Regions from separate parts of the Mus musculus genome. Here all the other regions are linked to region 3. A link is a loop called in an ENCODE intact Hi-C map of the cell type or tissue named here. Cell type or tissue: left cerebral cortex. All regions are shown on one strand. Each heading gives the region's core, and the rest is flanking DNA. Links, peaks and the distances in the headings are about the cores only.

Region 1 (2,500 bases), core at 1-2,500, 150 kb before region 3:
ACTCCAAGAGAAAGACTGAAAACCATAGGAGAAGTTCAATTCTTCCAGCCAATGATGCTCACAAATGCCCGGAACAGTTTCTTTTTGCATAGTGTCAGTTACTTGTGGTCAACTGGGGTCCAAAATGTTAGATGGAAAAACCCATAAACAAACAATGTGTTTAAGGTTCGCATTGTGCACTGTTGTAAGTAATGTGATGGAGTCTCTTTCTGCTTGACTCTGTCCCACCCTTTGTGGATAAGAATAGCATTAGCTTTGTATTCACACTGCAGAGACTGCCCACTGATTAGTCACTGAGTAGCAGGCTCAGTTCTCAGAGCAGCAATCCCCAGCCTCACAGTATTCATATCCCGCTAGCCTAGCACTATATCAAGAACATCCACCCATATCCCCCATTTATAGCATCTCATCACATGGACACTGTACAGTCCATATCTGTCTAAAAAGGAAGAGGATATAAAAATATTTTGAGAGTGATCTCATTCACATAGTTTATATTATAATGTGTTGTTCTGTTTAATTATGAGTCATTGTTGATTTTTACTGTATAAAATTATAAATATTTTTTCATAGGTTAAATAGGGGTAGGGGAGAAAAATATATATACTGGGCTTAGCTTGACCAGAACTTTTTCAGTATTTCCTGGGGGTCTTGTAATACATTCGCTGAAAATAAGGAAAAACTATTCAGTATACCTGAATAGTGGACTTTCTATGCTATAATTTGCCATTCTTTGTAAAGGAGAATTAAGAAATACTGTCTCACTCTCTATAGATTCTATTGTTGGAAGCTGAGAAGGAGCATTTAGTGTAGCCGAAGCAGTATTACAGCTTAGAAGAGGCATTTAGTGTAGCAGAAACAGTATTACAGCTTAGAAGAGGCATTTAGTGTAGCAGAAACAGTATTACAGCTTAGAAGAGGCATTTAGTGTAGCAGAAACAGTATTACAACTTGTGACATGACAAGGAGCTCTATTTCCAGCTTCTTGTTTGAGTGGGTTGTAAAGGAAGTAGCATTTGTAAGGAGAATAATAATCAACATCCGCTGGGAGCTGCCTCTGGGCTGGTGCAAAGTAACAAACGCACAAGTGTCTGCTTTGGTGCAGCACCTTCTTCATCGCTTAGAGCTGCTGCCCCACAACCTGAAGGCTCCACAGCTACCATCAACATCTGCAGTCAACCACACATGGAGAGAAGACATGGGGAGTGGGGGGGGCGGTATGCAGAAAGTTACCAACAGCAATATATGACTCTGCCCACATAGAGCACTGTGTTGATTCATTAGAATAAGCAACGTGACGGCACCCTGTGTCACATCCTCCTGCCATTTACAGGTCCTCATTCTACAAATGTGCCTTGTTTGATGGTTTCCTGAGCTGTTTTGTCAAGCCCAGGATGGTTGACTCTGCACTGCAAGCATACAGATTATTCCATGTCAATGTCTCCAAAAGAATCGGTGTAGTAACTATTTACATAACATTTACATTTAAATCATCTCCAGATAATCTAAGTATGTGGAGGGAATATGCAAATGCTTTGGATTGTAGATTAGACAGATTTGGGTGTCGCAACCAATCCCTCAAGGATACTGCAGCATAACAAGAGTGGGCTTCCCGGCTCCATTACTTGGAACGCATTCTCAGTCCAAGACATTCCTGAGCACTGCTCTCATCTCTAGCTATTAGGATGCCAGATGTTTGGACCAAGCCCCAGAGCCTGCAGTGTACCACATTTTAATGATTTGTGGTGAATAAAGTAAATGTTTTAAAACCAGACTTTATGAAGCAGGGACCCAGTTAAGTATGATGGACTGGGGGCAAAGCCAAGAGGAAGCTGAATGTTAATGAGGGGAGCCATGGCTATAGAGGACATGGGCTAGGCATCTATCACTCATGGTTAATTCTAAAACCCTGCTTGAAAAGTAAGCTGTTAAAGAACCATGACTTACTAAGACCTGAATAAGGATGACATCAGGAGACATGCCGCTCAGAAGGGGACCTCTCAGAAGCCCTCAACCTTAGACAAAGAACTAGAGACAACTAAGGAATTCTAAGAGTAGAATAATCTTCCCTAGGGAAGAACACACTAATTGATCATCCAATCCCAAATGATAAGCCCTAAAAATGTTCATACAAATACATAATACACACACACACACACACACACACACACACACACACATGCACGCACATGCACACACACACACACACACACACATTTAAGCCATAAATTTAAGAGGGAGCAAGGGGGATGCATGGAAGGAGTTGGAAGATGGAAAGGAAAAGAGAGAAATGATATAATTGTATGATAACCACAAAAAATGGATAATAAAAAGAAACCATGTTCTAAGGAATGTCAAGTCAAGAAAGGATTTCCCCAGCCTTCCTAGGAGAAAGTAGAAGGCTTGAGGCATTAGGCAGTTATGAGTCTCTCTCTATGTCTCTATGATCATATTCTGTGTCTAACACACATGGGATAAAGAAACTGTCCTCATACTTTGA
Region 2 (2,500 bases), core at 1-2,500, 130 kb before region 3:
TCTTAGTATGCCTTATGCCTATGAATGAGCATTAGCAACACCAGTAGCAAGCCACAAAGCCTTGACCGGGTCTGCAGTCTGTAGTGTCTCTGTGTGACTGACATGTTCCACCATGATTTGTCAGGGTCCTGCCTTTGATTGGCTATAGGCATGAACAAGAGAAAGTATGACCCTGCACTCTAAAGACCTATGGCCAACAGGAAAAGAATGTAGGGTTTTTTTTTTCCTCCATGGAGAATGTGGCTTTGGGGGACGATTGCTCCCTGGACACTTCAACTCTCTAAGGAAAATCTCCTTTTATTGGAGTAGAAGTTTGATAGAATGGGCTGGCCAGGGGCATGAAGGTAATTTTGTGAAATATTTGGGGTCCACATAGGCTGGAGAAAAAGATCATTCATTTGAGACAAAGCTGAGTGAGACTTCTCCCAGGAAGAATGTTCCAGGCAGTGGCCCAGACAGACATGGCCTGTGGTTCTTTCTGATTGACATCCTGCCTACACAGGCTGTGGAGTCTTCTCTGGATCTCAAACATTTCTTTTAAGGTAGTCTCACAAATACGTTATATATATTTAGATCCCCCCCCCCTTTGGTGAGTTAAAAAAGGCTCTTCAGAGATGTCAAAACAAGTGAAATATTTATATCCAAGATAAATGTTCAGTAGCAGGTTTAAAAAGCAGCCGATCCTGGCTTATGGAACTAGAATAGCATTTAGGGGACTGATTGCAAAGCACCCCTTATTTTACACACATTTCATCAAAATTGCTGAAAGATCACTTTAGCATTGGCCTATGATAGCTAGGATTTTATACTGTATGTTCATTTATAAAGAATCAAAACATAGATTTTTCTTTAAATAATAGGGAAAGAAGAGCAATTCTATTTTAGTTTCCTGTCTCCCCAGACATCATCTCTTTCCCATCCTAGAAAACTGAGTTTTGTTTGCGAGACTTGCACTGATCCTAGAAAGGCATAGCTGAAGTGGCATGATATGGGTTTGGAGGACAAAGAGCAATGAAGAAGAGCAAGGACAGGAAAGTCAGAAAGACAGACTTATAGTGAGACCAAAATGGCTCCACGGGGGTGGGGGAGCATCTCAGCCTCTGCCAGGAACCTTCGTGCTCAGCACAGTGGCTTTAACCTGTCTCTCCATCTGTGCATCTTGGGGAAATGTCTTTATCTCTCACGTAGGAGAGTTAATAGATAGCTTAGAAGGGTTCAGGAGGTGCCAGCCCCATGCATTGCATTCAGCTGAGATCTGCTATAGCTCGTTGGTGACTGGGTCATGCTTTTCCTCCAATCTCCCTTCACTGGAATCCTTATTAAATGCCTTATAAGTATCTCAGTTTCCCCAGGTTCTATGTGGGACCGACCCTGTTCTCATTACCAAAGGATGTCTGCTGTTGTGAACCTCCTTTGTCAGTGGTATCCCCCACTGCCTCCTGCAGGCCATGCTAGCTTCCTCCTTATGTCTCTATTCATAGTGCTCACAGTTCTCCCATTGCTCCTGATGATGGCCACAGGTGATAGTCATCTAATGACTTAATTCAAGCATATCAGCCCATGTCATGCTGATGTAAATAAACGTTGCTTCCCTTTAATGAGTTGGGGATGTGTCATATGTCCAGTGCCTAAAAAGCTCACAGAAAAACCTGGCTGTTGTTGTTATCCCTGTCAGTAAGGCTTGGAGCTCATGAAAATCAGTGTTCTGCTATTCAATTCAAATGCTATTTTCAGAAACTTAAATCATAATGTGTTTATGTTTAACACCCTCCGGTGGTCCCCCAGTGTCTGAGATAACATGCACTGACCTCTGACATCCAGCACTGAACCCCTGTCTCTCACTTCTTGCCTTTTCCAAAGGTATTTGCCCTCTGATTCCTTAGCTTGAGTCAGTCACAGAACTTTATTCCTGTTCCTCAAATCAACCTTGTTCTTCAGGATTCTTCTTGAGCCTCTAACCATCTGACATTCACAGGACCCTCCCCACAGATCAGATACCATCATAGAAGAGACACACCCCCAGCCAAAACACATCCCCAGGAGAGACACTCCCAGCAAAGACACTACCGTAGAGACACACTCCCAACAGAGACACATTCCTAGCAGAACCGCACCCTCATGCTGCTACTTATGTAGTAACGATCTTCACTATCTGTTTTGTTTATATATATTTATTTGACTCCTTCCAGATACTAAAACCTTATTTTTATCAAAAATACAAAGTCTTTAAAAATCTACTGAGGCATGCAGTGGTGGCTCACCCCTTTAATGCCAGCACTTGAGAGGCAGAGGGAAGTGGATCTCTGTGAGTTTGAGGCCAATGTGATCCACAAAGTGTGTTCCAGGACAGCCAGGACTGCACAGAGAAACAACCCTGTCTTGAAAAACAAAACAAAAACCAAAATAAAATTAAATAAACAAAAAACCTGAAAGCCAAATTTTAGCCAATATTGATCAGTCAATAAATATGAAAATATTTGATGAAACTGTGACACAATAC
Region 3 (5,803 bases), core at 1-2,500:
GAATACAAGCCATTGAATTAATGAGGTTAAGGGGAATTTTGACGATAGGAGAAATTATTAGAGGTGAAAGTTCTGTGACAGAGGCTGTGAATGGATTTCAGTCAGGAGCTGCTTCTTGATTTTCCAACCCGATTCTATTCCTTGATGGATGTAATGAAATTTTGGTAATCAGGGTTTCACCGTTGCATTTATTACTGTTCCCAAATCAAGGTAACCTTGGGCTCTACTCCCCATATTTACAAGGTAATAAAAAACTCTGCTGGGCTGTCAGGGACAAATGTGACTGCTCTTCCTCACATGCCTCCCACGAAACAAGCTTTTCCTCTTCCATCTGGCTGTTGCCTGCTTGGAGCATGCCACTTTTCTCACATCCTAACCCTGCATTCCCCTGCTTCCCTGTGGCCTCTTTGCATGCACGAAAAGGCTGGAATCGGTTCAGGGACGATGGATGGATGTCCTGACCTTAGAGGTTGTTGGTCATTTTAGCAGCACTGCTTTGCATTTTAAACGGCACTCATCTGGCTTCAAGGTTCTGTTTTCTTGTATCAGGCACTTGTCCTTTAAAAAAAACCTAGGAGGTCACAACAGGTCTCACGTACACAAAAATTTCCAAACCAGGAGCATTGCATTACCTTAAATTCGATAGCCTGAACTGGAGATTAACCAAGATTGCAGGGGAAGGGGAGGGGGAAACCTATATGAAAAGGCCTAATATGATCAAAACAAAGGCAGCCGACTACATTTGTTTGGAAATTGGAGTCACATGCTTAGTTTGTGGAGGGAAGGGGGGTGCACAAGATCGATAGAGAATTTCTTTTTTAAAGCTGAAAACATGATGTTCCAGATGAACTTAAATTGATTCTGCTTCTCCTCCCCTCCCTTTCCCTCCCCTCGTTCTGCAGCTAATGTCTGCGACAATGAGCTCCTGCACTGCCAGAATGGAGGGACCTGCCAGAACAATGTGCGCTGCGCGTGCCCAGACGCCTACACCGGCATCCTCTGTGAGAAGCTACGGTGCGAAGAGGCGGGCAGCTGTGGCTCCGAATCCGGCCAGGGAGCACCCCCGCGGGGCTCCCCAGCACTGCTGCTGCTGACCATGCTGCTGGGGACTGCCGGTCCCCTGGTGTTCTAGGGGTCACACCCAGCCCTCCGACAGGCCTGTGCTGTGGGGAAGCAAACACAACCCAAGCGATTGCCACTGACATAGAAAACACGCACACCCACTCCAACACAGTGTATAAAAGAAGAGGGCCTAACTGAACTAAGCCATATCTCTCAGAACCGGACAGCACATCGCACATCGGAGTTGAGACTGTTCATCATTGACTCCAGAGGAATTGGCAGCTGTTGCTATTCTCACTGCAAATCTCATTGCCAGCTGCAGAGCTGATTGCGGATTGGAAAGGCTGTGAGAGCGCCCCCAAGAGGAAAGACGGAAAACAAACTGATCAACCAACCTAAAAACATTCGCTACTCTACCGTGGTGCACCCTAGTACCGCTCTGCTCAGTGTGTGGGCCAACCAAATAAAAGCATTCTTCGCTGTCAGGTGCATTGTGGGTATAAGGAAATCTGTTACAAGCTGCCATATTGGCCTGCTTCAGTCCCCCCGACCCCCAAATCCCTTCCAACCTGTGCTTTAGTGAACGTTGCTCTGTAACCCTTGTTGGTTGAAAGATTTCTTTGTCTGATGTTAGTGATACACACGTGTAACAGCCCCCTCCAAAGCGCAAGCCAGTCATACCCCTGTATATTTTAGCAGCACTGCGGTCCCAGTGCCAGCTCACGTCCACTTCACAAGAGTGGTTAGAGGAAAAGAGAAAGTGTATCTATCCTTTTGTATTCAAATGAAGTTATTTTTCTTGAAATAATGTAATATGTAGATTTTTTGTATTATTGCCAATTTATGTTACCAGACAATCTGTTAATGTATCTAATTCGAATCAGCAAAGACTGACTGATGTTTGAGTTTTTGGTCCTCTTTGGTTTTGTTTCGTTTCGTCATGCAGAGATTTCTCTGTAAGGGCAACGAGCGTGCTGGCATCAAAGAATATCGGTTTACATATAGCAAGTGTAATAAGATTCCACCAAAGGACATTTTAAATGTTTTTTCTTGTTGCTTTAACACTGGAAGATTTAAAGAATAAAAATTCCTGCAGAAATGTTATCAGGAAATTGTATGGCCGTTTCTTAAGACGAAAGGAGCAACCACCCAGCAGTTTCCCAGTCACGTCACTGATTTTTGTGTGGACTGAACACAGTCAGCTGACAACTTTAATAACCAGGAAGACGGATTGATGGTCACTAGCTTGGACAACGTCTGCAAAATATGAGACTATTTTCCACCTGGGAAAAAATTATAACCACAAAAACAGAGAGAAAGAAATATCTAAGTGATTGCCAAGATTATGCCAAAGCCTGTTGGCAGAGCACTAAGAGACTTTTATTTTTAAGTCATGCTATTTTCACAGATTTATGGTGATCATGTGACTCTAGGGATGCCGATCTATGTATCCTTCCAAATACAGTGTTTACATGGAGTATCATAAGAGGCCACCTGGGGAACCAGGACAGCAGCAGGGAAATTGAGTGATTAGCAATTTGACTTTGAATATATTCTAAGTATTTAAATGAAATATCAAAATATACAGCAGCAAGTAGACATAACTGCTGTTCCTGAAAATAAAGTCTGTTTCAAGTACTGCCCAAGGTGTAATAAATTCTTGTTTCTGCCTTTTATTAGGCCAATTACTGTACATGACAGCAGAGGGAGCTGGGCGGGTGGAGAATCACTGCAAAGTTTTTGGAGGGGCTGAAACAATGTATGTTCAATCCCGGCACACTGCCACCCTGCAGGTGACAAATGTGTCAGCAATGGCATCTCTTGGAATCAGAAATAATTATGAGGCCAAACCAGAAGATTAAAGACAATGAAGTCCTACATGACTTGGTGGGACAATAACCAATGACAGTATTAGGTCAGAAGCCTCGTTCCAGGCTGAATTCTTCACCCTACCGCCAGTCTCGCTTGAACCAGGGGGAAGCAGGGGGAACAATGTCTTCTGACAAATAACCGAGTCAAAACTAGATGAAGGAACAGCATGTCTTATTGGTTTTGTTCCCAGAAAAGCCAATTCAAAGAAGGCAATAAAAGGTAAGCAGGTAATTCCTGCTCTGCCTGCCACCCCACGTCCAAGTCGATTGGATGTTTGTTATTCAAACCAACAGCATCTTTTGATATAAGAAATAGGGAAAGATGGAAATAAATTAGCGCCTTGGCTTAGTGCCAGAGTGGCCAACCAGAAATGGCAGATTTACATTAGAAGCATAAATAGAAAATCATATTCCCAGCTCACCAAAGAATGCACATGAAAATTCTGATCGCATACAGAGTGTGAGATTACTTCTAATGAGGTGGATTTCTGATATTAAAATGGAGTTTAAGTTGTCTTATAGTTTATTAGCACAAACCAAAGGCAGACTGTGTTATTTCTGGCAATGGTGCACTTTATCATTATCCAGTCACACAGCTTTGTCACAATGATCAGGAATCAGACGCTGCACAATTCAATACGTGGGATTCCGACAGCTAATTCTGAAATTTAATGAAGGCCTGATTTAAATCAACTCATCTGCATTTTATCTTTATGAGGCTATAAGAATCTAAATTGAGGAGGAATATCTTGCATTCAGTGTATTTAGATATAGTTCTCTGATTTTCTTGAAGTGATGTGATCTGCTTTTAATAAAAATTCACTTTTAGGTATATAACAAACGTAAATGAAATGTTCTTTTAAATCTGGTTCTTTTAAAAGTCGATTCATTTTAAGAAAAAAAAAATATCAGCCTACAGGGTTTTCTGTGCTGCTTTCTAGAATTCTTTGAATCTGTAATATTCTGTTCTGAGACAGGACGGAGGCAGGTAGGGTGGACTAAGTTGTATTCACATTTGAGGCTGGAGCTCTTAGTTGTTTCCTGGAAGGTTCAATAATGTGGGCAATACAGCGATCCCATGGCATCTGTCAACTGCCCTACAAAGGAGGAGTAGCATTCCTCCCAGGACTGATGTGTATATAACTCAAAAGGAAGTGATGTGGTGGGGGTGGGGCATGGTAAAATGTCAGCTCTCTAGAAAGTTTTGCTATTGACAGGGAGTTAAGTAATCTATCTTACCTATCATGAAGGGGTAAAGACTGATCACACAGCCTAAGGGCAAATATTAGAACGGCCACCTTTACCCTCCTCTGCCTTGGCCCAGTTATCCAGTCTAATTAGATGTCCCCACAGGACGCTGGCCTCCTGTAGGCAGGCAGCACAAAGGCAACACTTGAGCACATAGACTGAAGAAGATATAGATTCCACAGTTCAGTGGTTTGTATTGTGTCTTATCCACCCTTTCCTGGACCTGTGACTTAACTGGCCTCTAAGAATCTTTAGATAGAAACCCTGAAATCAGATCTTTACTTCCATCTTCTTCCTCCTCTACCACCAATACTCTAGTCATCTAGGAATATAAAAACCCCATGATCACAAATAGGATGCTCTTGACCCTGGGAAATGGTCTGTTGGACTTTACCTAGTGTTTATTTCTAAGTCAAATATCAGTGGCAGTTTCTGTGCTCGTTGGATTGAACAGGACACTAGGAAGCTCGGGGTTACACAGTATATTCATAACATATGCAACTGTCTACATGCATTTAACATCCAGAATGATTTAAAAGTCTACCTTCAGAAACCTGAATGAGTTATTTACCTACCACTTTGACTCCCAGCCTTTATTGATAAGGAGGGTGTGACATCCACTTACCCAAGAGTTGGGAAAAGCTGAGGTTAAAAAAGAAGGGTTTTTTTTTTCCCCCAAAGGAAACCTAACTGAAGTGTGTATTATATATAAGAATTTTTAAAAAGAGCTATCCCTGGGATTTTAACACAAAATCTAATTATAAACAATTTACCCGGAGTCTAATAATTTGTCTCAGGAAATCAATACTGGTTTCTAGCCAATATTATTTATTTGTTTGTTTCTTATGTATGGATGTTTTGCATGGATGTGTCTGTGTGCAGCATGCAATCGTGTTCTGGAGGTCAGAAGAATAAGTCAGATGCCCTGGAACTAGGGTGGCTATGAGCTGCTGTGTGGGTACTGAAGAACCTAGGTCCTCTGCTGGAGCAACCAGTGCATCTAACCACTGAACCACCTCTCCAGTGCATCTAACCACTGAACCCCCTCTCCAGCCTCTCAGTGGTATTTTTAAAAAACATGAAGGCTTTCTTTGATACAAACATTCTGAAAGTTCTGAGTACTTCCATATAAAGTGGGTTTTTTTTTTATTTAAACTTTATTTTTACTTTCTTACATTAAAAGTAGCTTTTTTTCTCTCTCTCTCTCTTCAGTTACCTAAAGTAGATGCCAACAAACTCCTCACATAAACTGCACACAAACACAAGATGATGTCAGAAAAAAAAGTAAGAATGCCAACTTCCATATTTTGAATTTTCCCCAAACAGTCTCCGGAACACAGAGAACGTCTGCTCTTCTCAACACCTGGTGCGGTGTGACTCACAGGCGACCGTCTTCATTCTGCTTCCGGAGAACCAAGAGGGAAAAACACAGGCATGCCCCTTGCAGAAACCCCACTATTGCATTTAACTAGAAATTGAAAAATAACATCTGTGGAAAGCAAGTTAATATTGACTAATATACAGTTATTTAAGTTCTCTTACATAAGAAAAATGGCGTCCTTAATACACTTTTAGAGTGTATTCTAAAATAATTCTACAAGAAGAGATTGACAATTTTGAGG

Evidence for each region. A loop is a pair of places that touch in the nucleus more often than their neighbours do. Peaks named below come from ENCODE experiments on the same cell type or tissue, not always from the same donor. Only the 100,000 strongest peaks of a DNase experiment are listed, where the experiment ranks them.
Region 1: a loop joins it to region 3, with 3 times the contacts of the local background. A loop is called at or near these places in 3 of 42 quality-filtered maps.
Region 2: a loop joins it to region 3, with 2.8 times the contacts of the local background. A loop is called at or near these places in 2 of 42 quality-filtered maps.

Annotation. Positions count from the first base shown.
Region 1 is chr3:109,935,633-109,938,132 of GRCm38, reverse strand. The region is part of intron 2 of Ntng1 (netrin G1); the gene reads left to right. Among named protein-coding and RNA genes, the nearest start is that of Gm25681, 73 kb to the right of the region's middle. In left cerebral cortex, for the core only: no CTCF peak of the experiment used is centred there; DNase peaks (open chromatin) are centred at 303 and 1,057.
Region 2 is chr3:109,913,022-109,915,521 of GRCm38, reverse strand. The region is part of intron 3 of Ntng1 (netrin G1); the gene reads left to right. Among named protein-coding and RNA genes, the nearest start is that of Gm25681, 50 kb to the right of the region's middle. In left cerebral cortex, for the core only: no CTCF peak of the experiment used is centred there; a DNase peak (open chromatin) is centred at 1,161.
Region 3 is chr3:109,778,011-109,783,813 of GRCm38, reverse strand. Ntng1 (netrin G1) reads left to right here. Exons shown (of 8, transcript NM_030699.2): 8 at 903-3,764. The coding sequence ends at 1,132. Among named protein-coding and RNA genes, the nearest start is that of Gm25681, 83 kb to the left of the region's middle. In left cerebral cortex, for the core only: a CTCF peak has its summit at 1,412 (motif pointing left); DNase peaks (open chromatin) are centred at 1,036, 1,385, 2,028, 2,247 and 1 more place; H3K4me3 peaks cover 1,622 bases; H3K27ac peaks cover 788 bases.